Regions from separate parts of the Mus musculus genome. Here region 1 is linked to region 2. Evidence: chromatin loops called from intact Hi-C (ENCODE). Cell type or tissue: heart. All regions are shown on one strand. Links, peaks and the distances in the headings refer to the core of each region. The heading gives the core; the rest is flanking DNA. Region 1 holds the start of Gm33547 (a long non-coding RNA gene). Region 2 overlaps A730020M07Rik (RIKEN cDNA A730020M07 gene).

The links. Hi-C counts contacts between places; a loop is a spot of excess contacts. Peaks named below come from ENCODE experiments on the same cell type or tissue, not always from the same donor. Only the 100,000 strongest peaks of a DNase experiment are listed, where the experiment ranks them.
Region 1: it touches region 2 in a loop (5-fold over the local background); 2 of 42 quality-filtered maps call a loop at or near these places.

Annotation. Positions count from the first base shown.
Region 1 is chr3:121,565,505-121,581,483 of GRCm38, reverse strand. It overlaps Gm33547 (a long non-coding RNA gene), which reads left to right and starts at 5,320. Exons shown (of 3, transcript XR_867600.1): 1 at 5,320-5,417; 2 at 9,883-9,946. It overlaps Gm33485 (a long non-coding RNA gene), which reads left to right. Exons shown (of 4, transcript XR_001783961.1): 4 at 913-974. In heart, for the core only: a CTCF peak has its summit at 7,541; DNase peaks (open chromatin) are centred at 4,003, 4,163, 4,993 and 7,373; H3K27ac peaks cover 737 bases.
Region 2 is chr3:121,626,876-121,642,854 of GRCm38, reverse strand. It overlaps A730020M07Rik (RIKEN cDNA A730020M07 gene), which reads left to right. Exons shown (of 3, transcript NR_036458.1): 2 at 3,223-3,363; 3 at 5,161-5,729. Among named protein-coding and RNA genes, the nearest start is that of A730020M07Rik, 12 kb to the left of the region's middle. In heart, for the core only: a CTCF peak has its summit at 6,398; DNase peaks (open chromatin) are centred at 6,324 and 7,134; H3K27ac peaks cover 590 bases.

The DNA.
Region 1 (15,979 bases), core at 3,233-11,232, 61 kb after region 2:
TAAAACACCTGATCTTACCCAAAAAGCCACGAAGCAATGGACAAATATTTTTTGAAAAATATAATATCGAAGCCCGTTAAAAATATACCATTTGGGGTGGTTCAGAAGTGGCGGCTCCCATGTTATTAGAAGTGGTGACTAGTTGACTCTTTGCTTCTAGACTGCCGCAGGCTGGCCTGTGTTTCCATTGCTGGCTGCCTCAATCAGTAATTTAGTTGCATCGCCAGTCTCTAATTCTAGATGTTGACTTTCCTGAATGATTTGGGGCTAGAAATTCTTTAGGCCTGTTAATGTACTCTTGTCTCTTCATTTCTGATATATGCTACATTCTCAGAGGAGACTTGGGTTTTCAGCCTGTCGTGATTTTTTAAAAATATTTTTAGGTAATGACTACCTGGCCCGTGACACCTTTCCCTGGATCCGCCTTGCCCTGGTAGAGCAGAGCAGTTTCCAATGCTTTGTACTTCAGCTCTATAATTCTGTTTTCTGAACTGGCCATGGATTTGAAATTGGGCTTACAGAGACATGAATGATCCAGCTGTCTGTGGCCTGGGCGTAGGACACTGAGGCATGGCCAGGCAGCACTGTGGAAGGACAGGCTGCAGAGCCATTAGGATAGGGAGTGTTTGCACAGGCTCGTGTGCTTGAACACTTGGTCTCCAGCTGAAGGTGTGCAGCTTCTTACAGCTTAGTGGATCAGGGAACACTGAGCGAGAACCATAGGGAGATGGAGGCTATAGCCCTCAAGGCCTGCAGACAAAGTCTGCCAGTCAGCTACATATTCATAAAGTTCCAAAATGCAGCACCTTCAGGAGCTGACTACAGAGTGAGCTGCCCCAGCCACCATGTTGCCCTCACCGTGATTGACTGTATCCCTTGAATTCATGAGCCCCAACAAATCTCTCCTGTCAGGCATTTGGTCACAACACCAAGAAAAGCAGCAAATATTGTAGTCAGTCCTGAGAGAAGCAGCCTCAGGAAACGATTGATCCTCTCCGGTCTCCAGGTGAGCCTCTGTCCAGTCTTGAGTGGCACCATGATGACATTTTAATGGCCTCTGTATACAGAAATGGTCCCATGACATTACATTGCCCATGGGTGCTATAACCACCATGGTGGTTTCTGTCCGTACACTCCTTGATGTTTGCAGCACAATAGAATTGCCCAACAATGCACTTCGCAGATGTGTCCCTGTCCTTCAGTAACAAGCCATTCTGCATCTTTTTCTACCGAGGCTGTTTTGACTGACATTCTGTCCCAAGCTACCCCTAGAGATCTGATTTTGATAGTTACACAACAGCCAATGCCATTCAGACCTGGTATTCACAAACAAGTTTAGTACAGCCATTTCCATTTTCAAAGGCAAATGGTGACAGTGACTTCTGCTTTTCCTTAAAGTGACAAGGCTGGTGAAAGAGGAAACCACTGGCCAGCGATGGCTGACCTGGCTTCCCAGCATGGGGCAGGAAGGATGCTGTTATCTTCTCATTATAAGGGTGCTACAACTTGGAAACAAGATGGGAACTCTTCTTTCTCCCATCTAAATTGTTCAGGGTGTTGGCTTTTCCTTTGGAGATGAGAAGACAGTGTTATTAGTCTTTCCCCAATACATACAAACATTCAGGTATTGTTCAACCATCTTTCTCTTCCGGGCTATATGACCCCACTGCTCTCTTCTCCTCTATTCACAATGTCAGTTCTTGCTAGATTATCACCCTGCTTGCTGTCCCCCATGCAGGTCGGTCAACTCCAATACAGGGAGAAGTAGATAAACCCTTCTTCTCTACGGCCCCAGACTTTCCTTGGTTTCTTTTCTTTCCGTTCTCAGTTCCTATCTCTGTTTTGTAACTGCCTCCCCTCTGCTCTGCTCTCTTCCTGTACCCCACATACAATGGCTGACGAAGGCTCCCCCCTCACTAGTATATCTTCCTGAGGTCAAACTGTGGCCAGAAAGCTTTCCTTCACTTGAGTAAAATGCACCTTCAGCTCTGTGGTCACACACTCACTCTGTGCTCCCTTAGCTGATGCGGCCATCCCACCCCCACCCCCACCCACACCCCCACACCCACCCCAACACCCCACCCCCAGTCATTTTGCTACTTCTTTTTGTTTGTTTGTTTGGGGTTTTTTGTTTTTGTTTTGTTTTGTTGTTTTTCGAGACAGGGTTTCTCTGTGTAGCCCTGGCTGTCCTGGAACTCACTCTGTAGACCAGGCTGGCCTCGAACTCAGAAATCTGCCTGCCTCTGCCTCCCAAGTGTTGGGATTAAAGGCGTGCGCCACCACTGCCCGGCACTTTGCTACTTCTGATGTGGGATTTGAGGGAACTTTTACCACCACCACCACCACCACCCCCACCCCCCCCACCCCCACCCCCCACCCCCACCCCCGTGAGTATAGAAATAGAAGAGACTAGAATAGAAGTCTCATGCAAAAGTCTAGTTGGAAGGAAAAGAAGGTTGATTGTGAAAAGGTCAGCTCAGGAACTTTGGGAAGGTCATGGAACACTTGCCCCTCTGGAAGGGAGAGGCTAATTAACATTCCTCAGACCACGGGGGGGGGGGGGGGGGGGGGGGGGGAAACGAGGACCAGCAGGTGGGGACACATTCCACAGGACAGACCCTTGGCCCACCTTCAGACAAGGGACGTCCTTGTTACCTCATTCCCTAAAGACCAATCAGTTTTAAAGGTGCACTGTTCTGCCAACCATATTGTGCCTAGTTGCTGATGCTCTATTCTGCCCCTGGAAACCATTTTAAAACTCACCGAATGGGCACCAGGAGTTGCTGCCTCTCCTTTGGGTCTGGGACGACCCCAGTGCACTGGAACAATAAATTCCTCTTGCTTTTTGCATCCACCCCAGCTCCACGTGCTTCACTCAGGGGTCCCCGGTAAGTTAAGGCTCCCTGGAGTCTTACAATTGCAAAGAGCTAGGCTACCCACCAACAAAGGAAAATAAATGAACATTGTAAATATTTGCTTGTTTTATGCATATGTGTATGAGCCTGCGAATGTATATATATGTACACTATGGACATGCAGGAGCCCCTGGAGGTCAGAAGAGCCATCGAGTGGTCTGGAACTGGAGTTACAAATGTTTGTGACCCTGGTCCTCTACAGAAGCAGAAAATGCTCTTAATTGATGAACCATCTCTCCAGCCCCCTCAATACACATTTTGTTAGGTTGGTGGTGTGGTCCAAACTATGACAAATTTTGTTAGTGAGAGAACAGCACTTTGAGAGAAATCTCTTCCCCTTTTACCTTTGAGATTGCCGGATATTATTTTGCACCTGATGACATGTTTTTCTTGTGCAATAAAGGGGAAAGGCACGGACATTCTGAACACCAGGTGTAAGGGTGTGGGGGTGGGAACCCTTGCTGAGTAGCAGGATTCATGAAGTGAAGACTTGAGAATCTGTTGTCTCTTGTCCCTCACAAAGGTACGGTATTGTTACATTTGCATTAATGTGACCAAATATCTGACAGAAACAACTTCAAAGGAGTAAGATTTATTCTGCCTCAGAGTTCAGAAGAGTTTCAAGCTGGTCATGGTAGGAAGGGCCTGGTGGTGGGAGGAACGTGGGATAGCATCTCGTGATTATAGACCAGAAAGCAGAGAGATCTGGACAAGGGCAGGTACAATTACCCTAGTCATCTGCTTCCGACCCCACCTCCTAAAACCTCCACATTGCTACCAATACCACATCAGGCAGGGAGCCAGGTGATCAGAACGTGTGTCTATGTGGGGGCATTGCAGATTCAGTTTATAACAACCCTATTTCTGCTTCACTTCCCGTCACTCCATCAGACTTGCTGATTGCCAGACACTAACATCTTGAATTTACACATGTCCTCCTTCCACGTGCCCCGGGCTCAAGCTTCATGTCCTTTCTCATCGGGTCAGACCTTCAGTCTCGGGTTCTCTCCAGGCCTAGCTTGCCAGACCATCTTTATGAGTCTCAGTCACAAGGGACTCCTCTGCTGTCTGGTCACTTGGTCCCGCCTTTGTTTTGTTAGAGAATTTCTCAAGGCCCTCAGTGCAGGCCTTGCATAAAGACTTGCCTTCCTCACTTAGGAACAGAACCAGGCCCCACCCACACCTCCGGGGCAGCTCCAGGTCTCTTTTGCTGCAGGGCATGCCAGGTGTCTAAATCTGTAAATACTGCTTCAAACAAGTTTGGGGGAAAAAAGACTCGCCTGGGGCTAAGCTATAAGTCTACAGCCGTTTCTGGTCATGTGACGACTGTTTCAGCAGATCCTTGAGGTCAAGTGACTCAGCAAATATTTTCAGGCCAAATGATAGGAAATGAGGGATTGAAAAGCAGCAGCTATTAACTCTGATGGAAAACACATGTGCCTGCAGCCGGTGGGTGGGAGCTGGGGAGAGTTCCTGCCGCTCACAGCAAGAGTCTGCAGCCCTGTACTCCAGCCCAAGATGCCCACACGGCCTCCTCAGCTTTGAGCCTCTCACCAAAGAACTCTGTCTCAGAACGTCCCAGATAATTAAAACTCAGTCCTCTAGGCAGCCACGGCTTTTAAAGCTAGAAACTGGTGATTTTGTTTTTGTTGTTGGTTTGGGTTGGGTTGGGTTTTTTTTGTTGTTGTTGTTTGGGTTTTTTTTTTTTTTTTTTTTTTTGGCTTTTTGTTTTTTGTTTTTTGTTATTCAAGATTTCACATATCTGAAGCAAGCCTCAGACTCACTATGTAGTGAACAATACACTTGAGCTTCTGGTCCTGCTATTAATCCTGAGATTTGCAAGAAAAAAAATGGCTCCACCATTTTTGAGCCAAATTTGAAGCAAGCTTTAATTAAATACTGCCAGTGGCTGCGCTTTGATCAGAATAACTCCCTGGAGTTCCCAGCTGAGTGGTGACAAAACAACAAGACTTGTGTTGTAGGGACTACTTAAGGACACGCCCATCTGGCCACTGTATTTTCCCATGTGGCGCTGTTATTTTCTAAGAACTACAACTCCCAGCATTCCAGGACGTTACCTGGTCCTTGGGTGGGTGGGGCTTACAGGTAAACCTTGGGTGTTACTCTGCCTCTACCTCCTCAGTGCTAGGATTATCATCCTGCACAATCATCCTGTTTGTTCAATGCTGGGAATCGAACCGGGGCTTTGTGTTAGCTGGGTAAGCACTCTGCCAAGTGAACTCATGCCCAGCCCCTATAATCTTATTTTGATCTAACAATTTCCAGAAGGCATGACACAAGTGCTTCTGCTTTCTTAAGCTGTCCGTAATACGATGGGACTTCTCGATAGATCTGGGCAGACTCATCAGGTACATACATTTCGTTGTTGCTTCTACAGAACTGCCCATCCCTCTGGCTCCTTCTGGAGGCCCAGGATTCTGTCCCAGGACCTAACTCATAGTTGCTGAGAAAAAGAACCCATGATCCAAGCAAGTCGAACTGGTGAGTGAAGGCCTCGCTCTGCAGGATCAGCGTAGGCCTGGGGTCCCTAAGACCACCCATAATGCACCTATTCTTTAAGCCATTTCGAGCAACATTAATAAGGGTGAGAAACTTCTGTGAATAAAAATGAAGTCTAGCAGGATGTGGTGGTCCATGCCCTTAATCATAGGACTGTTTCATTGGGAAACAGTAGCCAAAGGCTCATGAGTTCAAAGACAGCATGGGCCACATAGCAATTTCCAGACCAATCTGTGTTACACAGTGAGACATAATTTCCAATATTTAAAAAAAATATCTTTTCGGAGGGATGGCTCGACAGTTAAGACCATTGGCTGCTCTTCCAGAAGACCCAGGTTCAATTCCCAGCACCCACATAGCAGCTCACAACCACTTGTAAGTCCAGTTCCAGGATCTCACACACTTTCTTCTGTCCTCCATGGCCACTAGGCAGGCACCTGGTGCACGTATATCCATTGCAAGCAAAAACACCCAGCCACATAAAATAAAGATACATCTTCTAAATATGTATCTTTTAAAATGGCGTTCTCTATATTCAAAACAAGCACGGCGGCAGAGATTTGTTGAACATTTTCTAAACTATGTGTATATGGTAAGGCAAACTAAAGAACTTAATGTTCAGATTAAAAACGTTAAAAGAAACCATCCCCTGCATTATTATCAGCTGAATGTGACGCCAAGCCCAGGGTGGATGCAGGTGGGGGTCAGGGAGCTTTGGTTGCAGTCATGCCCCAATATTTACCTACAGAAGACACCACGAAAAGGGACCATCTCACAGAGACCTGAGCTAGCGGCCCATTGTGTTTCTAGTTTCTTTCAGTGGGCGTCCAGTTCTTTTGTTTAACCAGTATCTGAGGCAGGATTTGTCCAGCCTCCAGGACCCCTCCTGAATGTCCCTGGTTTCTGGCCTAAGAAGAGTACGGATGCCCAATGAATTGACTTGCTCCTCCGAAAACTTCCGTGGCTGGGAGCCTGGACTCAGTGGCAGTCTGGCCACGGGGATGGCAGCTGTTGTATTTGGAGGAGAATGTTTCTACATCATATTAACTGCTGCTTTGAGAGTTCAAGGTGAATTTCTAAGGAAAAAGGAAAGACTATCTTGCTTCTTGCTTCATGCATCGCCGAAAGCCAGGGTGACCAGACACTCAATGCTTTAGTGGAAATGAAGCAATGTAAGAAAGCCGATCACACTGATGGAAAGTCGATTACACTGATGGAAAGCTGATAGCAAACCCAGGGCTGTTCTCTTTCCTGGTGCCTGCTGAATTCTCTTGAACCCCTTCAGTCGCTCCCCTACGTCAGGCAGCAGCCATCAAGGGCTAGGTGCAGAGCCTTTGCCTTCTGCTGCCCCTGAGCCTGTCTATAGACCAGTCCCCCCAGAAGGTTCCCCCAGTTCCAAGTCAGACAAAAGGTATTTGGTAGACTCACTCTTCAGCCCCGAGTTAGATGACTCCTTTAGGAATTACAAACTGGATGGTTTGAGGCAGCCAAGGGGAAAAAAAGACTAACTTGCTTCTCTTGACTTAAAAAAAAAATCCAAGGAAAATCATAAGGCATTTTTAAAGGACATTGGGGCTCACGTTTCTGTTCACCCATTGTTTCTTTTTCTTCTTAAATTTTATATAATTATTTGGACATAAGACTATCTTTAAACAGTAAGGTCAAGATATTTTTCTCTCCACAAAACCTAGGCTGTTTTCTTCCGTGGGAAACTCTCAGCAGCGTTGTGGAGAGAATGGTCTCCTTGCTTAGGTGTCCCAAGGCTACTTTGGCCTTCTCTGTCAGGATGCTTCCCTTTGGAAATCAGCCACTATGTTGTGTTTAAGCCGCGGAGATGCCAACTTGCTGAAAAACTAAGGCTCTCTCCAGCACATCAGACACCTATCTTCGAAGTGGGTCTGTCAGCTGCTTGCCAGACTCCAGATAGTTTACAACACTACCAAAAGCGATTGTATTCCCCATGGGACATCTTCTAGCCAAAAACTGCTCTCAGAATCCTGACTCATAGAAACCAGGGAGATAAATAAGCAAGTAGTGTTGTTTTAAGCCACCAGGCTTTAGATTAACCGGTTGAGGAGTCTGCAGTCCTCGGTCTGCCCCTTCGTGGTTAAGAGGTGGCTACTGCAGTGCCTGAGTATCATTTAGGTAAACAGAATATACAGTGTCAAGGCAGAATTCAATGGGTTTCATAACAGATATCAAACTACTGGAATCTTCTGACTCTGTATCCAGATGTGGGGTTAAACAGCTTGGAGCCACGGCACTGGTTACATTCACATTCTTTATTTTATATTCTATATTTTATATTTACATTCATATTCTCCAGCAAGGGCAGGGCCTACTGTAAGGTCTTGAGATGAGCTCTGTGTCTTTAGCACCATCTAGATCACTAAGGAAAGCCCATTTATATCAACCCTGGTGCTGATTTCAAAGCTACTAATTTCATCAGTGCCAACCCATTTTTTAGGTCTGCCCACCATCAAAGGCTCTGCTGTTGACCCGTGGAGGTTTTTAAAAGAGGCCCTTCTGAAGTATGAGCTTCCTAGAACACTGCTCCCCACCCCCCACCAAGGGTGTGAATTTCTACTGAGTAAACCTGACTGAGCCTGAGATATAATGCAATTGGCAAAACGCATATGAGGCCACTCTGTCAGTGCCTGGATGAGAGACTTTACAGACTGTTGTAATGAAAGAACCTAGTGGGGAAACCCCCACTCAATTCCCGATTCGGTGTGCACCCAAGAATCACGAACAGACGACCATCTTGATGTAAAAGCATGAGGTAGTTTAATGATGGAGCTCCAGACCAACACGTATCTCCCGCAGGAGACAGAGGTGTCGACCACATGGTGGAGCCATAATGGCAGAGCTCCTGGTTGAACTGTATCTCACGCAGGAGGCAGTGGATTCAACACTGAGGCTTGGAAGCTAGGGGTTTTTATAGAAAAGGGGTGGGGCTGGGGGGGGAGGAATTGGCGCAGTTTCACATGATTGGTCCATTTAAACATTAGCAGGCTGTCAGAAGGGCGGGAGATGGGGAGGTGCCGGGCTCATTGTCTTTATCTTTATTGCTAAGCAGCCTCAGGAATGTCTTAACGAAGGGCCTGCCCAGGCATGTCCTGGCCTGTTCTGCTATGTTCTCAGCCCCAGATTTCAAAGCTCACAAACAACTCTTTGGGCTATTTGACATAAATTACATGGCACAGGTCTCAAGTTTTATTTCCTTTCAGTAACACCCGACCTGTCTCTCTGATCTCAGGTTCATTTGCATTTCCCCTTCCAAGCACCAAACAAGCCTCACTACTAACTTTCACTCCTGAGGAACTCTGCCCACTCTAACTGAGAGAAGGGCTTCCTTTATGATACTGCCACCAGCTGAGCTGTAGCTACCAGAGGCTGTTAGACCTTCTGCAGTGTCTTCCCAGTCCCCAGAGAAGGCAGCTACCTTTGTAGGAACATCAATCCAAACCTATCTATACTCAATGAAAACTAGGCCTTATTTCCTTGTCTTATAATTTGCTATTAGAGTCGGTAATTAACTGTCGTGGTTGAGGCTAGGGTTTGGTCTATTAGAGCTCGTGAGATCAAGCCCAGACAAAGTCACGTTATTCTTTCATGACTGCCTTCTGGTTTTCAGAAGGGAGGTGTAGAAAAGTTAACTTTACCAAGTTCTTATTGTGGTGTTTTGAATAGTAATGACCCCTGAGGGCTCATAGATTTGAATACTTGGTTACCAGAGAGTGACACCATTCGAAAGGATTAGTAGGTGTGGCCTTATTGGGAGAATATGTCAGTGGCAGTGGGCTCTGAGATTTCAAAAAGCCCATTCCAAGCACAGAGTCTTGCTTCCTGCTGCCTGAGGAGCCAGTGTAGAACTCTCAGCTACTTCTCCAGCAACATGTCTGAGTGCCATGGCGCACCCTGCCACGATAATGAACGAAACTCTGAAACTGTGAGCAAGCCCAAGTTAAGCGCTTTCCTTTATGAGAGTTTGCTGTGGTCCTCGTCTCCTCACGGAAACAGAACACTGACCAAGACACCTATGCTCTCCTTACTCTCCATCTGGAAGTGGCTAGGGAAATACCCTATTCTTCCAATGGCCGACGTCTGCCAAACACACACTTGGGCCCTGTTAAAGGGGATGGGGGAGGCTCATAAAGTGACCCAGGTCATACCAGAGAATGTGGGACCTAGGAAAGAGCCTGTGTTCTAACCTCATGAATGCCAATTGTGCTTCTTAACCTTTCTAGGCCTCTGTTTCCTCACCCCCAAAACAAAGGTTGTGAGGCCCCCTCCTAGCAGGACAGGAAAGAGCTCCAAGGCTACTTGGAGCTGTTATTTCTGAACAAAACAGATATTGCTACACAACGTGTGGGTGACTTCCCTATTTCCTTCCCCCAACCCCTCTCTCATCCCTTGTCCTCCGTTTCCTACTTTCTCTTTGCAGAGGGTACCTTCGATGATGGCAGAGCAGCCCCTGCCCTGACGGACATCACCATCTAGTTAAGAAGGTATGGGTAGGAGTTACCACAATTGCTGTTGTTTTTATGAGGATAAGTACTCAGATGCTAAGTGATTACATGCACTGAATGCACACTGTGTGCACGAATCCTTCTCGAATCCTTCTTGGCCCCTTTCATACATCCGTTCTTTGCATTCAATTCCTCCAGCTCCCCTCTGGGGAGGGATTGTCAGTATCCCAGTGGGAGTCCAGAGAGGATGAGAGTTGCACCTCAAATCCTACAGTTTATACCAGACAGAGCCTCTTGACTAGATTAAAAACTCCAGAGCCAAATCTCCCATGGTGGTAGGTTGGGAAGGCAGTGGCCGACGAAGACAGGCAAAAAGGAGATCTCCCTTCATGAACCTGGACAGGTTCTTCAAAGAGGCATCCATGAAGAACAGAGGGGACTTGATGGAAAAGAGTCATGGGATTAAATTAGTTCAATGCTTAGAAGGGGATGAAGAAGAAATTAAAATGTCGCTGTCATCTGATATCACAATCAAGGAAATAACCTATGGTTTAGGTAACGACGTTAGCACTGATGATACACTGCTGTTGCTTTTCAGAACCCACACCCTCGGGGATGCCTACTTCTTGTTTTGGAGTCTTGCCTCATTTCCTCCTTCATGCTAAGTGATGCCGTTTTTATTTGCGGATGCTGGAGCAGAGTGTCTTCTTAGCATCCTGCCTGCCTTCCCCCATTTTCACATTCATCTACTGGTAAATCACGTGCTTGAGTGTATTTTACCTAACGTTCTAGAACAGATCAGGGAAAGCCCCCTCGCTTTCTAGGAACGTTGGCCGCTATGTGAAGGACTCAGATGACTGCTCCCTCATTCAGTTCTGGCTTTGACTCACTCATTCTCACAGGTTGGGGTCAGGAACTGTGGAAACGTGACATCTCTCTGCTCCACACTCTTCTGTAGACTGGGAATTTTCTCAGCTTGGGCAGGGAGGGGCCACTTTTCTACCAATGTCCATCCTGGGGCTCAAGGTGCTTACCTGCCTTGGGCCTAGCTGGTCAAGGTTATGGCGATGGTCTGCGTTAGACTTCGGAGTAGTAGCCTGAGAATCTTCTCCATTCTCTGCTAGCAAATCCAGAGGAGATGAGGTTGGGGTCAAAGCATTCCTCTTTGCTGTCACTTCGGCAGGGACACCTAAATGTAGTTGGTGTTTCTCTTTAGGCTGCTTAGTGCTTTACATGGCGATGCCCCTGTCCACATGTGGGCTACTAGTTCCCATTGCATTGGGACACCGTCAGAGCAGCTCCTGACCAGGACACAACTGTTTGCTGTGTAAAAGAAGACATGGAAGAGCAGTGATCCTGGTGGTGAAAGAATCTAGCACAGCCCAGACAGAGAGAATTTACTGAACACTGCAGGAGAGTAGACGGCAACTTCCCAGAAGAGAGTATTGCATCAGGAAAGGGGTTAGCAGCTGAGGGGGAGTTATTTGGTCTTATCATATTGGGATTCACTTGTGACCTCTATCTTGAGGCACCCTGCAGACCTCTCATCTTCTTGTTAATTATTCTTGAGACTCCTCCTTTGTGTAATAAGATGTCATGGGATGTTAAGGATTAGGTTCGATTGTCATGTCTTGATTGTCAAAGTGTGGGACTTTGATTTGGGTCTTTTGTCTCTTTTGTCTCTACATACCCTCCTTCCCATCCCAGCACCTCCCCCACAATAGATCAATGCAATCAAATCATTCACCAGGGACAAAAATCTCACTTCTGGAGCGTCAGAGGGAGGGGGGTGCCGCGGGGAGGGGGGTGCCGCGGGGAGGAGGGGCAGGGGGAGGCTGCTGATTCCCCTTGGTGGCTTCAGAACGGTGATGTATAGAAGGCTCAAAGGGTGTTTTGGAAAATGGGAAGGGTTCGTTTGTTTACCACAAGATGTCTAAGGCCGCGCTATGATACCATTTGGAGACTGAGATGATCTTGGTGGTATGAGATAGGTTTTGATGGTTATTATCCATGAGGCAATACCATCTGGAACTCAATGAATGGCTTGCAATCTGGAGGACATCAATAGTACCAAAAGGTTAAGGAAGCAGTAGCCAAAAACACAAAGCAGATTTAAAAAGGGGGTGGGGTGGGGGCGAGGCAAAGCTATCTGGAGAAGTTACTTAGGAGTTGTATTGGGTCTATTGAGCTCTGGAAGAAACAAACGTGGTAAGTCAATGAAGGAGGTAGGGATTGAGAACATTCAGCAGAATACGCAATCCTATTAGGGGATAACGAAAACTGGCACAGAGAAGAAACGAAGACCAGAAGGCCTGGCACAAGGGGAAGCCTGTTAGCTTACAGGCTAGGCAACTCCCAGGGACCTAGCAACGGGTTACGTCATCACCCAGGAACCTAGCAACGGGTTACATCATTACCTGCAGCCACCAGGTACAGGTGGCCTGGTGTGTAAAAGGATTGCTTTTATACCCCAGTTCTCTCTTGTTTCTTTCTCTCTGTTCCCACGGGTTCCCAGCTGGTCTTTCTCTCCCTACCTCTGTCCTTCTCTGTCCCCTCATGGCCCTGCCGCCATCTGTCTGCCTCTACCCCTTCTTTCCCTCCCCTTCCTCCAAATAAACCTCCTTTATACCACATCTGTCACAAGGTGTGATTTCTCAGGGGACACCTTGGCATGGGCCCTCCAGGTACTATCTCCTGAATCCCTCACCCCCCACACCCCCACCCCGCGCTGCCACATTAGATTTCATAACAAGCCCTTTACCCACTGGGAAAATTGGTAGGAAAATTAAGAGCCTGATGCACCATTGGACAAAGGATTTGGGTTCAATTTTTCCTTCAGAAGCCTCTATAAGGTAGGAGAGACTCAATCCAGGAGAGGGGAGGGGGGAGGGGTCCTCTAGGAACTGAGAGTTGAAGGAAGTATCGAGATATGCGTTCTGTGGACCGGTGTAAAGTGCAGGCGAGGCCTGAGGATGTCTGAGAGACCCAGCTGTGATGGAGAGCGATGGAGATCTTCTTCAGAAACAGCCACTAAATAGAGCTGGAGTTTATTTATCCGGAGCCAGACAAATGAGTTCAGACTGAAGGATAAAACATATGAAAGATTTTTTTGTCATCCAAGAAAGGATTTGTCTGGCAGGATGAAAGTATGGGCGAGCTTGAATGTAGGGAAGGCACCTCCCTGCTGGGCAGTGGTAGCGTACTCCTTTAATCCCAGCACTTGGGAGGCAGAGGCAGGTGGATCTCTGAGTTCGAGGCCAGCCTGGTCTGCAGAGTGAGTTCCAGGACAGCCAGGGCTACACAGAGAAACCCAGTCTCGAGGAAAAAAAAAAGGAAGGCACCTCCCATATGAATAGTCCCAGCGTCCGGAGCTGTGTCGTGAGTGTGTGGAGCTGCTGTTGAAGTTGGTGCCTTGTTCTATGTCCAGTAGAGCTCATCAGAGGTCACTGCTCTACTGTGATCTCTCTGGAAAACGGCCTTTGCTTCCACGAGAGATGAGCCCAGTTAGCAACATCATGGACTCTGACAGCTGTTGGGTTACTTAGTAAGACAGAGAGGTCTCTTCTAAATGACTGAAGCTGGTTACCCTAATGACCGTTTTTGTGTTTTTTCAGAAATACCAAGTCCCCACGTCTGAACCAGCTCAGAACGGGACTGACTCAAATCTTGTTTTTAGTATCACTTATTATTGTTATTTGGTTACATTTCCCCACTGGGCTCAAGACTAGGATAGAAATTAACTTTTCCTCTGTACAGGTGAGGTCATTTGAGACTGAGAGGGTTACTCGGGAGGAGCTGTGAGGAGACGGGAGGAGTCCTGAGGAGCTATGAGGAGCTGTGAGGAGCTGTGAGGAGACATGAGGAGCTGTGAAGAGACATGAGGAGCTGTTAGGAGACATGAGGAGTCCTGAGGAGCTATGAGGAGTCCTGAGGAGCTATGAGGAGTCCTGAGGAGCTATGAGGAGACCCCCAGAGGTGCTTGGCCTCCTCCCTTCCTGTTGTGCTTGCTCACCACCTGCTGTGTTGGATCTGGGTTTTGTTGGCCATGTGACCATCCCTGGACACTTAAGGGTTTTTTTTCCTCTGGTGACTCTCTTCTTTGCAGATATGTCTGTGGCTCTTGGGATCTCCATGGCCTCTCTGATGAAGATGACCAACAACTCACCAGAGATGCCAGGCCCTGTTAGCTAAGTCTGCTAATTCCCTGATGACTTTGGAAGACAATGAGGAAGATATCAAAAGTCGTTTTTTGCCCCTTTTCATCCTCTTGGGTTCTGTCTCCTCATTTTAGTTGCTGAACACCCAAGAGAACCTTTTTTTTTTTTAATTTAACCTTAAAAAATTTAGTTTGAACTTTGAGTAACTGTTTAAACAAAGCTTAGACAAAAACAACTGTTTTAAAAATAAATCCCGATTTTGTTATGACTCAGCTTTTTAAGTAGTTAAAATTGGCAAGCTTGGCAGAAAACATAATAATCTTGATAAAGAACAAACTTTGTGTTGTAAATGTTACCAAGAACAGACGAAGATCTTCAGCAAATCCCAGGATCTTAAACAGGAGTCTAACCTTAGGAAGTGCGTGAGCTTGAACCTATGTGCACACCATCTTTGAGTTTTTATCTTTCACAAAACTCCGGTGACCAAGTTGAACCTTTTGTGATGCTCAGACTTTTACTTTTGGTTTTGTACTAAGACTTTTCTTTTCTTTTTTTTTAACCCTTAGGCCATTTTCTTACTTTAGTTTGCAAAAAATACTTTCATATCAAAATAGATTTTTATATTTATTTGCTTTTCATATCTCCCTTCTACTCATTGGATGATGTATTGTAGCATTGTGAGTCAAAGTAACAGAGCAAATTTATCTCCCAACTCTGTAAAAGAATTGTACCTAAATTATATTCATGCCATTTATGACACAATAACAGTCTAAGCTCACTTATCCACATATTATTAAAGTGTAAATAAAATGTTTGTTCCATGTGGATCTTAGAAAGAATTTTTGTGACTTTAAAGGGCTCTTTGGCAAATCCTTTCCTGATCTTAAAAAGAACCCAAGAATTACATTTCAGAAAGATCTTACCCAAATAACAAGAGTTTACAATTAAATAACCTCCAATTAACAAAATTATTTTACTTAGAAATGCACAAGAGAAAAAAATACACAAATGAAAATCTTTATTTGTTAATCCTGTTATTGTAGCTCCAGATACAAAAGCATTTGTCCCAGGCAGATGAGATGTGCTAGCAGGTCAGAATGTTTGCCACAACCTGAGTTCAAGCCCAGTGGCTCCCACAGGGAAGCTCAGGCTAAAGGCCAATTTCTAACACAAGGCTCTGGGAACACATTTCTAAGCCCTCATATTTGCCAAGCTAGCGTGAGAAAACTTTTCTCTCATTCCCATAAATGCTTATTGAGTGTATGGTGTATGTGGCTTTGTGCAGTCTATGTGTGTAAACGTGTAGTATGGGGGATGCATACACCATGAGTGTGTGTACAGGAGCCAGAGAAGGATGCTAAGTGTCCTGTCACTCTTTGTCCTATTACCCTGACCGTGGGTCTCTCATTGCACTTACCATTCAGACAGACAGGCTAGGCAGCAAGCTCCCAGGATCTGTCTAACTCTAGACATCCACCCCTGGTGCTAGGATTACAGGTGTGACTAGCTATACCTGTTTTTCCATGAGCCAAAACATAGGTCCTCATTGCTTGCACAGAGAACATTCGTGCCCAGTGGAGTGGCTGGAATGATGCTGGCCGAGACTGTCATGTGTGGCAGCCCTGTGGAACTGTGGATCTCCTCCTTTTCCTCCTTAGCTGGGTGACCTGCACTAAACTTTGTGTTAGAGTAAAAGGGCATGCATATGAATCCTGCAGTCACAAGCATTTTCAGAAGCATCTAAGGTTCATTTTCAAGTCCCCAAACCCCAAAGCAAGGCGAATAAATAAAAACAGAGTGTGGCCACTGGGTAGAGAGAGAAGAAGGCTAGCTCAGTGCCAGCAGGTGACGACTGCCTTGAAGAAGCATGTCTGCGCCCAAGATGTCCAGACATGATAACCCAACAGAGGCCACT
Region 2 (15,979 bases), core at 3,358-11,357:
TCCAGGAATCACAAATGAGAGAAAATATGGTATGAATGGCTTAATTTGCTTAACATGATTAACTACAGTCATACCCATTTTCCTAAAGATGACATGACTTCATTCTTTATGGTTATTATATATATATGAATAAATATATTATATATATGAATGAGATATATATACATATCTCACAGTTTCTTTATTCCTCTGTTGTTGGAGATCTTCTTTCCTCCTCTGCTTCTAGAACCATCTTCTCTGTCTTCCCAAAGAAAGGCTCTGCCCGTCCTCTCTTATAATCTACCTCCAAGAAAGCTCAAGAGAGATACAACTTCACATTTCTCTAACCAGGGCCTACCTGCCAAAGAAAAGACCTTGATTAACAGCCAGGGTTAGAAGATAAAAACCCCTAACTTTGGCTGAAGGCGATGTCTTTAAAAATTAATTAAGCTTAAACTGAAACCACAAACTAAATTTCTTTGCATTGGAATTCAATGGGAACTTGGGATAGAGGCAAGCAGAGGAGAGAGTGGGAGCGGGCAGGGAGATCAGAGAGAAAAGAAAGGTGGCAAGCCTCAAGGTAGAGCGGCTGACAAGCACAGAACAGGGGAGCACTTTAGAGTGTGAAGGAACTCGTCCTGACTGACCCACTGGGGTTGGAGCAGCTTCTGAGTGGAAACTGAGGGGCAAAGGTACGCTTCACACCAGTCATGGTGAGGCAAAACAAAAGGCATCTGTGGGATGAAGAGGAAGGCAGAGAGAGACACTGAAGGAATTTAGTGGCAGCAGGAAGAGCCACCGCTAAGCACAAACGGGCTCCTTAGCAATGGAGGATGCCTTGCGTGGTGTGTTTCACAGGACGTAGAGTAAGTGAGCCCATCTGTTATTGAGGCAGGGTTCTTTGAGCACTGTGTGGGACATACACTGAGCTGGACCAATTTTCTAATAGCCCTGGCAAAGCTGAAGACATTCCAAAGTGACACTTGTATCTTTCGATTGGCTACCAGACTACTAAAATATGATTCTCTGGAAATTGGAATTTCCCAAGAATCTCATGGTGTCAGCCAGAAGAGCTTGTCTACCAGAAAGAGATTTTACACACGGCTCTGCCAACCTGTCAGGCCTCTTCACAGAAGGGACTCCAGTCCTCCATTGTAGACAGACAGCTATGATGAAAGAGACCTACCACACCTTGACCAGGACTATTTAGTTACGCATGTCTCAGACCTTCTATTTAAACTAAACCATGTCAGGACATGGAGGATGGACTTGGGAATGTAGGGGACATCTTGGTACCTCTGCCGGACAGGGCCACAGTGACTGTTTTCTCTTCCTCATCATTACTTTTTACAACTTTAATTTAAATTGTCCCACTGAGACCTGGTGGCCAGGCCTAGCTTATTAGGGTTAGCAGGGTCCAGGCTCTGCTCTAAACAACTCCGGTAACATTTGACCTACCTACTTAAGGGTGGTCTCTGCTGCATATTGGCCCTTCAGTGATGAGTCTGCTCCACTCCTCCCTGCAGCTCGGCTCCCCAGTTTTGAGTTTCTATACTGGAAGGAAGAGGTCTGTGACCTCTCTGCTCTCCTGTCTTCATAAGGCTTTGTTGTGCTGAGATAATATTGATTTCTCCCTTCTAGCAATACAGAAAGAGCCTCAGAAACCTCTACTGAAGGTCCCCCAAGGTGGCACCAGTTGTCACCTTCACCTGTTTAGTTCACGCTCACCATCCATGTCCCTAAATTGGAGGGGCCCTCTTGTTAACTCCAGCATCCTCTCTCAACATGACCATGATCCTCATGATCCAGAAACCAGCTGGCCAGGAGCCTATGGATTTAAGGATGTTCACAACTCTCCTGCCAAGGATGCTGTCCTCTGACCCCTGTGTACCCAAACAACTGATTCCTGACTGGAATCCCTGCTTCCTTCAGACATTCCTGTGTGCTGGCAGAAGTCTCCATGCTGGTTGCAGGAACCCTTGGCTGTTGTCCTTAAGGCAACTTCTGACCTTTCTCTACAAGTAACTTCCCTGGGGGATTATTAAATAGAGAATCGCCAGGACTCCCCCAGGCTTGGAGGCTCTCAAAGCTCCAGCAGCTCTCCTGGTGGCCAGACTTCCTGTCAGAGTCCTGTAGGATTTCTGACACGGGGTCTCTGTTGACTTTGTCCCTCTATTCTTCCTTGGCTCATTCCTCTTCCTGTTGCTTTTCTCACCAGGGCCCTTTTGGCTCAGTGTTAATTTGAGCCATTGCTGGCCCTCTGCAAAGATGAGGGCAAGCATGAAGAAAACCTGAGGTCTTAGCTCCTCTCCTCTGTTTACTCTCTTCATGCCCAGCAGCTGGACATTGGAAAATACCATGCCAAGAACCTGACATGACTTCTAACACATCTCTTAGCTTCCTAAGAAACCCTCCTTGCCTATTGGCTTTGAGATGGCCGAATTCTTTCCCAGTTCTCCAAACACCTCACTTTTAGTGCTGATTAAATCTACTGAGCATGCTACATGCTGGCCACTGTACTTAGTACTTTGATTTCTCCTTAAGTGACTATCACTGTCCCGTAAGCTGAAAACTCTGTGTTTCCTGCATTTTACACAAGAGGAAACTAAGACACTGAGATATTAGAAAGTGACTGAATCATATTGACACAGCTTAGTCAACAGCTTAGGTGCTCTGGCATCTTTGGGTATCTTACATCTGTAAGTTGTTTCCTATACCGGAGAGGACTCCCTTAATCCCACCCACATGTGAGTAGATGGGACAGGCGGCTCCCCATCCCTAGCTTAGCACATGTGCTCTTTCTATAGTAGCATTGGAAGGCAGAGGCGTAGGTGGATGGATAGGAGGGTGGATGACAGGATAATGGGCAGAAAGGTAGATAGGTGAATGTACGGGAAGAGAGATAGGTAGATAATGAATGGATGAATGGTGGGGGGCAGGCAAAAGTATAGGAGAGAGGCAGGCAAGTGGAAGAAAGGGGTGGACTTCCTGTGATCAAGGGATGTTTGTGCAGACAAACATTTTGGACTTTCTCTAGGTCCTCACCCACAGAGGTAGCAGCAGCTGCAGTCCCTTCTGCAGTTACTTCCGCCTGGCTTTCTTTTTCCAGATGCTTCATGCTAACTCTGGAATTCAAAGTAACTTTGCCCAGGAAGCCTTCGTTTTCTTTAGGGGTGACCGTCATCTGATCTCTGTGGGGCCCTGTGTCCCGAACCTGACTCAACAGTGTCTGTCTGTCTGCAGGATGTGCTGTTTATGTCTGGAAGCCTGAGACACTCTGCTCCACAAAAGCAAGGAATTCTGCACCTCCCAATGCACTGGAGTAGAGTCAAGGCGAGGACTATTCGACCTGGCTTTTTAACCCAGGACAAGCTCATGAAAAAGGTGAGCTTGCAAGACAGGGACCAGCTTACCCATCATTCCTTAACTGCCTCTGTCTCCAAATCCTGCCTGTCATCCTTCAATCCACACAATGGTCTTCTCTCTCTCTCCTTCTCTCTCTCTCTCTTTCTCTCTCTCTCCCTCCCTCCCTCTCTCCTCTCTTCTCTGTCTCTTTGCCTCTCTGTTTGTTTCTCTTCCTCCCTCCCTCTCTCCCTCCTTCCCTCCCTCCCTCTCTCTCTCTTTTCCTGGATCCAGATGGCAAACTCCGACTTGCTGAATCATTCACGAATGCTTTCCATGACCATTAGAAAGAGTTCCTCCATCAAAGCAATGACAAGATCAGAGGCTAAGTCACCCAAAGAGCTCCATGCCAGTGACCCTTCCTGTGCTTGCCGTCTGGCAAGTGCACTCTGGGCTCCGTTTTCTTATACTAGTTTTATGTATTCACTGGTTAAGGTGATTTCAGAATCAAGCAAGGCAGAGAACAAGCCAAAGCCAAGCTCCTTTCCCATTGACTCTCAGATCTCCAAAAAAAAGTTCTTTCTGTTACCCTCAGACTCGGGGTTTGGGACACAAACATGGCAACTCTCTCACCAACCTTAGGTTCCTTAGCTCATGTCTTACTGCAGGGGCTGCAACTTGTCATAAGTGGCCTGATCCTGCACCTTACCTAGGTTTTTCTGTCCCTTTGCTATGGGCCAAGAGGCCCTGGCCATGAAAACAGGATTGAAGCATGACTTTTGGCTAACCCCCCTGTTTTTATTAACAAGTGCCTATTATTAACAAGAAGGTGAAGTTATCACAGGGAACTTTTCAAGATGGTGCCCAAAATCTTCATTTGACACAGGCATATAACAGAGGAAAGGAAGCACACCATTTAGCCTCCTTTGGTTTCTGAGCTTTTCAGTAAACTCAACATGCCCGGCACTAATCTTTCTTGTCTGGCTATGAGCTAGAATAACAGGTAAACACATTCCTAGCCAATGTGAAAATACATTAAGCTTCCATGCTCCGTGAACCATGAACACACCTGCAGATGACAGGTATGCCCCTGTTCCTGGCAAGCCCATGCTGGGCTCCAAGCTGGGCCCCAAGCTCCTTTGTTTTTTAAAGAAGAAAAGGATTATGTGGGAGAGGGAGGGCAGGTTCTCTTGGCAGGTTGAACCTTCTGTGGGCACCTTTGTGAAGACTGGAGAAATTTATACAGTCTTCCAAGCGGTCACAGTGACCCCCAGGCACATGGCTTGGCCAGTAGAGTATAGAAAGATGCTATCTCTATGTGTGGGTGAGAGTGAGGCATCCCTGGCCCTGGGGCCACACACCTTTGCCTGCCCCAGAGATAGATCAAGTTGTCTTGACTTTAGGAGTGGCTGCTGTCGTTTTGCTGGCCGTAGACTTTAAGAACAACAATCTTGTTGATGACTAGGCAGTGAAAGTGACTGGACTTAGCAGACTGGCCATTACTGGGCACTCCTTACCTGCTGGTTCAGAGGCATCTGTCATCATTACCCACTCAGCAAAAAGGAAGTGAATCTGGACCAACACAAACCGCAAACTTCTCTGAAATCTTCCCATTAGAGCAACCCTTGGATATGCAGATCATTCTTGATAAAAATGGAGGTAGAAACGTCCTGGAGAGGCCACTCCACGACTATAGGCAAAACTGCTTTGAGCTTATCCTAAAATATTCTTGATAGCAGAAAAGAGACTATTGGTTTGAAATTCCCTTTAGTAAACATGTTAAATGGCTTCTGAATGCTTCCTGAATCCTTACCTATTTCTGTCTTAATTATACTATAGATGAAAGGGAAATTTTCTGACAAGTCAAGCATCAAGGACCTCCCCCACCCTTCTGCTGGGTTTTCGGGGACACCACCCTGAAAAGGAGATTCACGGGCAGGAAGATATTTGAGCCAAACAGAGCATCACCTAAGAACAAGTAAAAGAAGCAAGACTCAGAGAGGTGGGAACCACAGCACCATTGTCATGGGAACCACAATGTGACAACTCCAGAACAAAGTATTCTTTCCTCCAGCATCAAAGCATAAGTCTTAGGTAAGTATTTATTGGTGCAGAGTGCCTGACCTTTAATCTAACTACCAAGACCAGGTCAAGAGTAATTGTGACTAGCCACAAATTAGATGACCCCACCTACCAATAAAAACAGTTATTGGAGCCAGCAGTATGGCTCAATGGCTACAAACACTTGCCACCAAGCCTGGACCTGAGTTCAATCCCTGGAATCCACATGGTGAGAAGAAAGAACCAACTCCCTTAAATTGTCCTCTGACTTTTAGACAGACTCTATGGTATGCACATACCTGCTCCCCAACACTAATTAAATAAATGCAAAAGAAATTAGAAACTTATTGGCTGGACCAAATCAGCAGATAACCATAAAGTTCTAACGCTGCTCTTAAAACTTTAATGAAATCCGAAAGGCTTAGCGAAAGTAGACGGGCTAGGAGGAAGTACCCAGAGAGCAGTTGTGCTTGCTTCCCCTGTAGGCACAAGAACAAATACAGCTTAAGGTCTTGGGGCAAGCAGGTACTGATACCCATCAGCACTGGCTCAAACCCCAGCCCTGAATGTGACCTGTGTCTGAACCCTTCTGGAGAATGAAGACTGTTCAGCAAACATATTCTTCCAGCGTGTCTAATGCGCTCGCCTCCCTGAGCTTCCTGAGCCAGCTGAGCCTGGGTCATCAGGACTATGCTTTCAAGAGCAGAAAGTATTTCTCAAGAAAGTCAGTTTTGTCCTAACTAGAACAGTGTGTTTGGAGGATGCAGGGGAAATCTTTGAGAATCGGGACTGTCTAGTAGCTGAGAACGGTTCATGTGTATCTTTCCCTCCTCAAAACAGAGCATGTCTTTGACACCTAAAGAATGAAGGGACAGAGAGTTCTGGGTCTTTGGCAGCAAGCCCGTCCATTCATACCCTTACTTCAGCTCTACACTGTTGTGGCCAGCTGGATGTGCCAAGACTCTCCAAACCCAAGATCGCTCACTCGCTTCTTCATCTGTAACATGTCTGCCCCCTCTTGGTGAGAACACACTCTTCCTCACTCCCATAAATCACCCTCAGAATCCAGTCCCCTTCCCAAGGCCAACTTCAAAACCCTCACTACACCAGCAATCTTCTTGAGACCTTTAATCTCCTCATGGAACAAATGTCGTGTTAATCCAATGATAAGTTTCACAACCTTTTTAAAGACATCATATCTAGAAGCTATCACGTATCGGGTACAGGAGGTAGAGACATGTGAAATAAAATTAACCAAGCCAGCTTGGTTACTATGGTCAATAGCTTAGATAGCATGTATTTCTCCATAACAGTTCCTCAGTCTTTAGCATTCATTTGCTTGTTTTAGCTTATGCCTCAGACAATTCCATTACCATCACCGGACTTTGGGCTACATGATCACCAAAGATCCATTCTCATTCAGTAGTCTTAGATGTTATAATTGCCTTGTTAGCGTTCAGTGATCACTTTTGTTCTTGATAATTGTCATCCAGAGATCCCGGGATGTCTCTCTAAGCTTCAGAGAATCGTGGGCAGAGGTTCGGAATTGGTGCACAATAGCATCCCTGCATCTGCTGACTACGGTGGTCAGTGTGATACCCAAGTCCTCTTACTCTTCTCTCCCCATCTGAGAAGCAGGGAGGCTGTTCCAGTGTTCACAAAGGCGCCTTCCAGAGCTCACGTCGTAGCTGACCCACAGTGACTCACTCACACACTCTCACAGGAACACACTGTGTTCTACAAGGACACGGCTGCCAAACCACCTGGCAGAGGAAAACAAACACTCAGCCACTCCCAGCCTCACCCCAGGGGGACATGCTGAGAGCCCCCGAAGGCTTGAGAGTCAGTTGCTGGCCATGATTTTCAGCATAAACACAAGAACCAGTTGAACAAATAACTGTAGAAGTGGGTAGCAGCCAGCCCTGCTTGATTGAAAATCACTCGCCTCCCTCCCTCTCTGGGAGGCTTTGTTCCCTAACTCCCCATTTCCTAGTCATGGCCACTATTGGGCAGATTGAATGAAGCACTATGCTGAGTCTTCTTCAGACTTGGCATACGTGTTAGGCAGGTACTCATTGCTGGAAGAAATCAATGGAAGACAATTCAGTCAAATGACTTAGGTTGCTTCAAGCAGCTATTAGATGAGCTATTTAGATCACCATCTTCACAGTCGAATATACACATCATGATTTCTGTCTCGGTTCATGCTTTATCCTAGTTTTAAATGTCAACTTGACACTGCCTAGGGTCTCAGTTGAGGGACTTTCCAGATCAGATTGGCCTGTGAGCTTGTCTGTGAGGAATGTCATTGATTGGTAACTTATTTAACAGGGCTCAGTCTCCTGTGGTCAACACCAAACCCAAGAAGGTAGCCCTGGACTAAGCTTGCTAACCACAAGCCTGCAAGCAAGCCAATCATAGCATTTCTCCGTGGTTTCTGATTTAGGTTTCTGCTTGAGTTCCTGTCTTGACTTCCCTCAATGGTGGACTATGACCTGGAAGTATATAAGCCAAATAAACTCTTCCTTTCTACAAAATTGCTTTTGGTCAGTATTTTATTACAGCAACCAAAATGAAACCAGGACAATGCTGCCATAGCAGATACTTTAGACTGGGAATTTACAAAGAACGTGAGTTGACTTTATACAGTCCTACAGACTAGAAGTCCAAGATCAAGAAACAGAAGATTTGGTGTTTGATATAGGCTCTTCTCGGCATCCTAGATGATGCCTTGTTCCCAAGTCCTCACATTGGAGAAAAATCAAATGGAAGTAGATCCTCTCTCTCTCTCTCTCCCTCTCTCTCTCTCTCTCTCTCTCTCTCTCTCTCTCTCTCTCTCACACACACACACACACACACACACACACACACACACACACACACAAATTCCTTTTACAATCTGAATCGATCCATGAGGTCGATTGCTCGTAAGGATGCCATCTCCTAACACCATTGTCTTGGGAGTTAAGCTCCAACACGTGAATTTTCAAGGCCAGCCCTCTCTCTATTCTTGTGACAGTGTGTCCACCAGTTCCTCTCAAGTACAAGGCTGCACCATGTGCTCATGGCAGCTAAGCAGCATGCTTCTCAAGACTCGGTTGCACTTGTCCTCAGGTCTGATGGTGACATAGTCCTTGTGGTCATGACAGGGTAACTTACTTAACCATTATAAGAATTAAGTGCAACGGTGTAAAGTTGAAAAGCAAACCAAGGGGTGAGAATACTCAATTCCTAGATGCCTTTACAACCAATGTTGATATGTAAGTGGTGTTGCTGGATGAAAAATACGGGAAGATAAATTGGCCTATACTGTCTAGGACCCTTGCTCTCTCTTTGAAGAAGCTAAAGTTAAATTACAGAGGAGAAATTTGGCTATAGCTTACATAAAGCAATGCAAATGTCAGCCAGAAAGATTCATACTAAAAGAGAGACCTGAACCCACAAAAAAACATCAGTTTATACTGTAGATTTTAAGTCAGAGTTCTGTATGTATGTTAGCTACTTGAAAAATAATAAATCTAAAAATATACCAAGTGGATATAGTGAAATGTATTCTATAGTCCAGGATTCACCTATTTTCTATTTTTTTCAGTCCATATTCAGATTTTAGCATTGCCTCCACAATCATTATTGTTGTTGTTGGTGGTGGTGTTGATATTAAGCATTATAAATGAACATAAAAGTAGAAGACAGAGAGGGAGCTGCTGTATCCTGTCTACATTTTGCCAGCCATAAACACATACTCTCTCTTCCTATATACCTATCTCTCTGTCTGTCTGTCCATCTGTCCATCCATCATCCATCCATCCATCCATCCATCCATCGTCCATCCATTTATCTGTCTGTCTATCTATCTATCTATCTATCTATCTATCTATCTCTATCTATCCATCCATCCATCCATCCATCCATCCATCCATCTATCTACCTATCTATCTTTCTCTGTGCGATACATTTTGAAGCAAATTCCAGACACTGTTATTTACCTCAATAGATGCTCTGGCAGCATGTCTATGTTTGCCCATAAGACAATGCTCTAATCATGGCTGCCATAATTAGCAACAACTCTTTAGTGTCATCTAACACCTTTGCAGATTGCCCCCCCAGATGTTTTTTCTACTGTTTTGTTCAAACTGTGGTACAAATAAACTATATACATTATGTACATTATATGCATTGCATTTGGTTGTTACGTCTCATACTGTTTGATATTTAGGATATGGTCTCATTTATTTATTTAAGACTTTATTTTTAATTACATACTTGTGTGGGGGTATGTTAGCGTGAGTGCAGGAACCAGAGGCTTAGGATGCCCCTGGGATTGGAGTTGCAGGCTGTTGTAGTTTACCCAGCATGGATACTTAGCGTTGAACTCAGGTCCTTTTCAAAAACAAGAAATGTTCTTAACTGTTGGTCCATCTCTCCAACCCATCCTTCACATTTTTATTTATGCTATCCATTTATTGAAACCCTCTTTTGTAAATAGAGATGTGGAGAGGTCTTGTTTTGGTTTGTTTTAGTTATACATATCTGGATGTGTGTCTGTGTGGGTGTGCATGCTGCGTGTATGCAGGTACTCAAGGAAGCCAGGAGAGGTGCTGGATCTCCTGGAGCTGGAGTTACAGGTGAATGGAACCTGCCTAGCATGGAAAGTAGGAGCAGACTTTCAGTCTCTGGAAGACGAGAAAGCCCTCAGAATTTTAAAACCATCAGAGACTTTAAAAAAAGAACAAAGATTTTATTTATTTTATGTATATGAGTATACTGTAGATTGTGAGCCACCATGTGGTTGCTAAGAATTGAACTCAGGACCTCAGGAAGAAGAGTCAGTGCTCTTACCTGCTGAGCTATCTCTCCAGCCCCCTGTCAGAGACTTTTAAAGAAGAGCAATTGACAAAATTTAGTGGTGTTAAACCCCCAAACATATCAAAGCACACACAAATCCTCCCACCTCCTCAGGAGTGCTCAGGGAGCTGGTGTGATCATGGCCCAGGAGACAACTCAGTTTTCCTTTGTGTACAGTGACATGAAGAGCAAAGAAAGAGAAAGATGGCGGGCTTGGATATCAGGACCATCGGCTCAAGCCACCAGAAAAATCAAACAATGAGATGCAGATACCATTCACACTTGGAGATTAAAATCAGAGGAAGATTGTGAAATGGCAGTGAGTCCGTGAAGACATCGGAACCCTGATGCATGACTATTGGGGTGCACTATGGCAATAAGCAAGATAGCCCCTCAAAATATTCAATAAGTGATCGCATAATTCAGGAACTCTACTTTTGGTTATATACAGGAGATGAGTGAAAATCATCTATTCTCATAAAAGCTTGTGTATTGGGGGGGGGTGCTGGAGAGATGTCTCAGTGGCTAAGAGCACTGACTGCTCTTCCAAAGGTCCTGAGTTCAAATCCCAGCAACCACATGGTGGCTCACAACCATATCTAATGAGATCTGACACCCTCCTCTGGCGAGTCTGAAGATAACTACAGTGTATTTACATATATCAATAGATAAATCTTTAAAAGAAAAAAAATTCTTAAAAAAAAAAACCTTGTGTATGAATGTCTGTAGTGAACATGGCCCGGATGTACGTGAGGAATTAGTCAATCAATAAGGTGCACACATAACAGAATATTTTGCCACTGTGGAAAAACGTGAGTATGTGCCGAAACATAAATTGAAAATATTATGTTAGGTGAAGGAAGCCAGTTAAAAAAGCAGGTATTGGCAGGGCATGGTGGCACATGCCTTTAATTCCAGCACTCCAGAGGCAGAGGGAGGTGGATCTCTGAGTTCAAGGCCTAAGCTAGACAAGGCTATATGTGACAACCTGTTTAACTAAAAAAAACCCAAAAAACAAAAACAAAAACAAAACCATATTATATTGTTCCATTTATATAAAATATTCGTTATTTATAAATAGATTAGTGATTTCTTAAGGAGAATTGGGGAAATTTAGGGGAAGACTGGGTAAGGAGTGTGGGAGGGATTTCTTTTGGGGTGTGCTGAAAATATTCAATTAGTGGTAGTAGTTAGACAGCTCTGTGACTATATTGTCATTGTGTTGATTTGAATCAGGTGAACTGTATGGGATATGAATTGTGTCTTAATAAAGGAAACTAAGTTAAATTTCATGTGGTCAAAAATGTCCAGTTGAGAAGTATTAATAAGAACGGACAACCTCAGCTCTCACAAAATGCGTGTGTAGGCACATACCCCCATACCCATGTCTCTACCTCCAAGCACACAGAGAGACATTCGAGGGTCTCTTATTAGCCTTTCGTCAGAGCATTCAGAGCACTCAGAATGGTCTTACCTGGAAGCATCTAGCTCCCCAGAGGGTGGGAAGGAGCCTCCTTTGCTACTGTTAGAAAACATGATTCAGATCAGTGCAGATGACCAAGACAGAGCACACGCCATCTTCCTGGTGATTCCCGAAGTTTTCTGGAATGGGTTAGTCCTGGGATGGGCTAAGAACTTGATGATCTCTTGACCCTGATTTTGCTATTGCTACAAAAGGGAACATGAAGGAGAATTCGCTTTCATTTGTGCCTATCCCCGAGTCCCCTCCAGGCCACTCACTTCCTCCCTGCCTTGTCCTTCCTGCCTCTGTCGAAGACAGTGAGACACCGAACCAGTTTCTTAACCTTCTGGGGAGTGGGAAGAGGAAGGGGAGGCTGCGACTGAGCAGAGCTGTGGTGTCAGACTCCGTGTCTCTGTAAGTAGGGGAAAACCAACCAGGAACCTGAAAACTGACTCTCTCGAGTCATCTGTGGAGATGGGACTATATCTCCAGAGGTTTCAGAATGGAGCTCTGCCATGCCTGGTGGATGTGGGTGGATGGCGAGCCGCATGCAGCCTGTGGTCAGAGTTGAGGAACAATATGATCTGGCCTTCCTTGCCTATTTTAGAAATCTTCAGGCTGTTCTGTTTGCTGCTCCTGTCAGAAGTGGGCATCTGCCCGAGCTGTGCATTTCCAATTACTCTCTGGCCGCAGGATCCTGTGGCCATCTTTCTCAGAAGCCTGTGGCCTCGTTGAAATAGCAGGTCTAGATGAAGTCTCATGTCAACACCAAAACCTTGTTTATGAGGGACAGAGAAGAGTGAGCACAGTTCCCATGGATGCTCCCTACCCTCAAGAGAGCATCCAAGTCTCTTCCAGCTCCTTAACCCACTCAGAGGGCAACTGTTCTCCCTGCCAGCTCCAAGGAAACAGATAAATAGAAAAGCAAGTATCATCAAGAAAAAGGGTGCTTCGGAGCACAGGCTTCTGGGAGAAGAATCCAGAGAAAACACTAAATGGTCATCTGGAGAGACTGCTCTAATCTCTGGCTGCTGCCATTGCCTGGGACATAGCCTTTAACTTGCTCTTTTTGGTTTCTAGTCCCGAGACACCACAAGCCAGCATCTTTCCTTAGCATGTCTGAGCCAGCCTTTCTGGCCTCTCCACCATCAGCATGTCTCTTCCATCTCCTCTGTCTGCCTTTTCCTTCCCACCAACATCCAAGCATTCAGCTGGGAAGATAGGAGACTGCATCCCTACTGTGTGGTATGGGCAAGCCTCTGGATGCCTCCGTTGCTTGATAGGTTGTTTCCTAGGAGTGACAGGCAGACTCACCATGAGGGTTATGGTGAAGCCTAATTAAGATGCACATATTATAGTCCAAAGCAATTCCATGCCAGTTTCCTCCCTTTTCTTCCTCCTCTCCCTTCATCCTTTCCACCATCTTTCCCTCTGGGACCAGCTCCATGTATAACCTGGTACTTGCTCTATGCTCATTTCAAGGTGCTGTGCACCATGTTTCTGAGCCCAGGGAATGGAGAGTCACAGCCAGGTTCCCCACCCTGCCCACCTCTGCAGCACTGTCTGTCACCACCTTATCCATCAAGAGTGGAAGCTCAGTCACACGGGCAGGGACGTGCGCTGAAGCAAAGACATAACTGTTGTCTATTGAGGGCTTCACCTTCCTGTTTCTGGGGAGAGGCCACTTTAGTCTCCCCTCTTTTCAACTTCTTTGACTTCCTGGTATAAGCAAGTGCGTGTCTGGTGACTGCTGCAAGGGCCCATTTGAATTTTCCCTAAAGATCCCAAGGAGGCAGGCATGAGAGGAGACAGGCGGCTTCAGTAAGCTTTAAAACTTCATGAGTAAGAACCCAGTGCCTCCCTCTGGTGCCCACACATCACAGCCCAACTCCAGACGTGTCATTCTGTTCTTGTGGGGAAGTGGAGTCCTCAAGAGACATGATTTCCACCTCCAAGTACCTAGGAGCTTCTCCGGAGGCCCTGCCCCTGCCAGAGAGCACTCGCCAGCTCTGAGCCAAGACATCTGCTGCTCATCACCAGAGCTCTCACTACATGGCAATCCTTGCCAACCGGTGCCAGTCAGCCCACCCTGCCCTAGCCCCTCTCCTGCAGCATGGGTCTCTGTAGTCAATGGAAGTCTCCGTTTCTGAACTTTTCTCTACATATAGGATCATTCTTTCGCAGGTAAAGGCTTCATACCGCTTTTCTTGTGCCATGTGACATCTTTAGAAATGCACAGAAGTGGGGAGCAGGAAGAGAGAGAGCAGGGAGGGAAGGAAAGAAGGGGAGGGGAGGGGAAGGGAGGGGAAGGGAGGAGAGAGAAGAAAAAGAAAAAGAGAGATTACACTTAGAAAACACTGTAACAAATCGCCGCCGCCCCCCACCCCCACCCCAGCTCCCAACTGGACATCCTGGAAGTTTTACAGTGTGCGAGCTACTAGCAAAGTATGAGGTCCAACCATTGCAGCAAACTTTCAATGTCACTAGAGCAGGACCTTCCAGAATAAAGGAACACCACTGAGAAAATTCTGCTCTAAGGGGTGCTGAAACCAGGCTGGGGGAGTTTACAATACTCTCCCCACACCAGCTTCCAGGAGGTGTGGATATAAATATACTAAATATACCCCCTAGACCGACCTGCACCCTGAGCTCATGGCTCTGGAAACCACTGTTCCAACCACTGGGCACAGGCAGCTAAAGGACAAGTCAGCTGCTGCTGCAGCCCCACATGGTACTGCCCGTGGTACTGCCCATCTGCCTAGGTTGTCAGGGGAAGGAGGCTGCCCTGGAATAAGGCACTCTCCTTCCCTTGCCTGAATCCTCACTCGAGTGATTTAGCAGTGTCAGGACCACCTTTTCTTGGAGTTAGTTTCCATTTTCTTTCTGAGGCAATCCAAGGATGGATTTTGCTTCTCAGATTGTTGTTGTTGGTGGTGGTGGTGGTGGTGTTCTGGCTCCTGGGAATCAGCTTAAGAGGGAAGAGGCTAAGGGGACAGGAGTACATTACATGTTTAAGACATATGAGAGCTGATAAGTCCCAGGCCTTCCTGGCCCTTCAGGTCTTGCTGGGTTCAACAAGCTCCTTTGTTTGTCCTTGTCTCACACTGCCTTGTCTGTAGCTCAGCTCTGCCTTTTCTCCCTGGTTCTCCTGAGTTGCCTTCCTTGTCTTAATGCCCATTTTCAAAATGGGTTCTTTGGAAGTCAGTTGTGCTGGATGGTGTCTTGCTAAGGCAAGCATGTGAAGGAACATTTCACTGAATCGGACACAGGTAAAAGACTAAGGCGGACTAGTGAAGGAACGTTATGCTGCAGCAGACACAGGTGAAAGGGCATTCTGCTTCTGAAAGGACACGTGATGAAGAATTCTTTGATAACAACACTCATGTATTGGTCCACCTTACAGTACATAGTTGAGCTCCATTTATCAGAACTCCACAGAGAGAAATGCACTAAAACACTTCTGGTAGGCTTGCTTATAGAGCTAGCTGTGCAACACTCGTTGGTCTTGAGTCTTTGCTGATCTTTGCTTCACTGATAGAGGCACAGCTGAGAACTTTTCCTGGTGTTCCTATTGGCCCGGGTCCCTCCTAATGACTTGTGCTGAGGCTGAGGTCTGGCTGTCTCTGCTAGGTAGAGCCACCACTGCTGATCCTTGTTTGCTATCCCGACTCTACCGAACAGGACTGCTGGTGTATCCATAAAGTGTTTGCGAGTGCACCAAGCTGGTGCTACTGAGCTGTGAACTGAACTGCCGATTTCCAGACAACACAGATGGGAGTTGCTCCAAAGAAACTTTCTAAACAGGTCCATTTCCCCATATCCTTTCTTTCCCACTACATCTGGTGGGTCAGGTGGGCTACAAGGGAAGTTAAAGCATTTAAGAACCATCATTTTTAAAAAGGTTTTGAAAAAAAATTAAAATTACAAGTTATTTCTCCAAAACTTAGCCCAGAAACCACTTTCTTCTGGAAATCTTCTCAAATCTCATGTCAAGCCAAGATCCACTCCTCCCTGCTCACGATACACCAGAGCAAATTCCGTGTGTACGTGCTTGGGTGTGTGTGTATGGTGTGTAATGTTACATTTCAGAACATTTTGCTAATAATTTGTGCCATTTCACCACTTAAAATTTTTTTTTGTAATTGTATGTGTATATGTCTGTGTGTATGTGCACATTAATGCAATTTCCCTTTGAGGCCAGAAGAAGGTGTAAGATGTCCTGGAACTGAAGTTATAGAGCTTTGTGGACCTCCATGTGGTTGCTGGGAACTGAACTCAGGTCTTAACTGC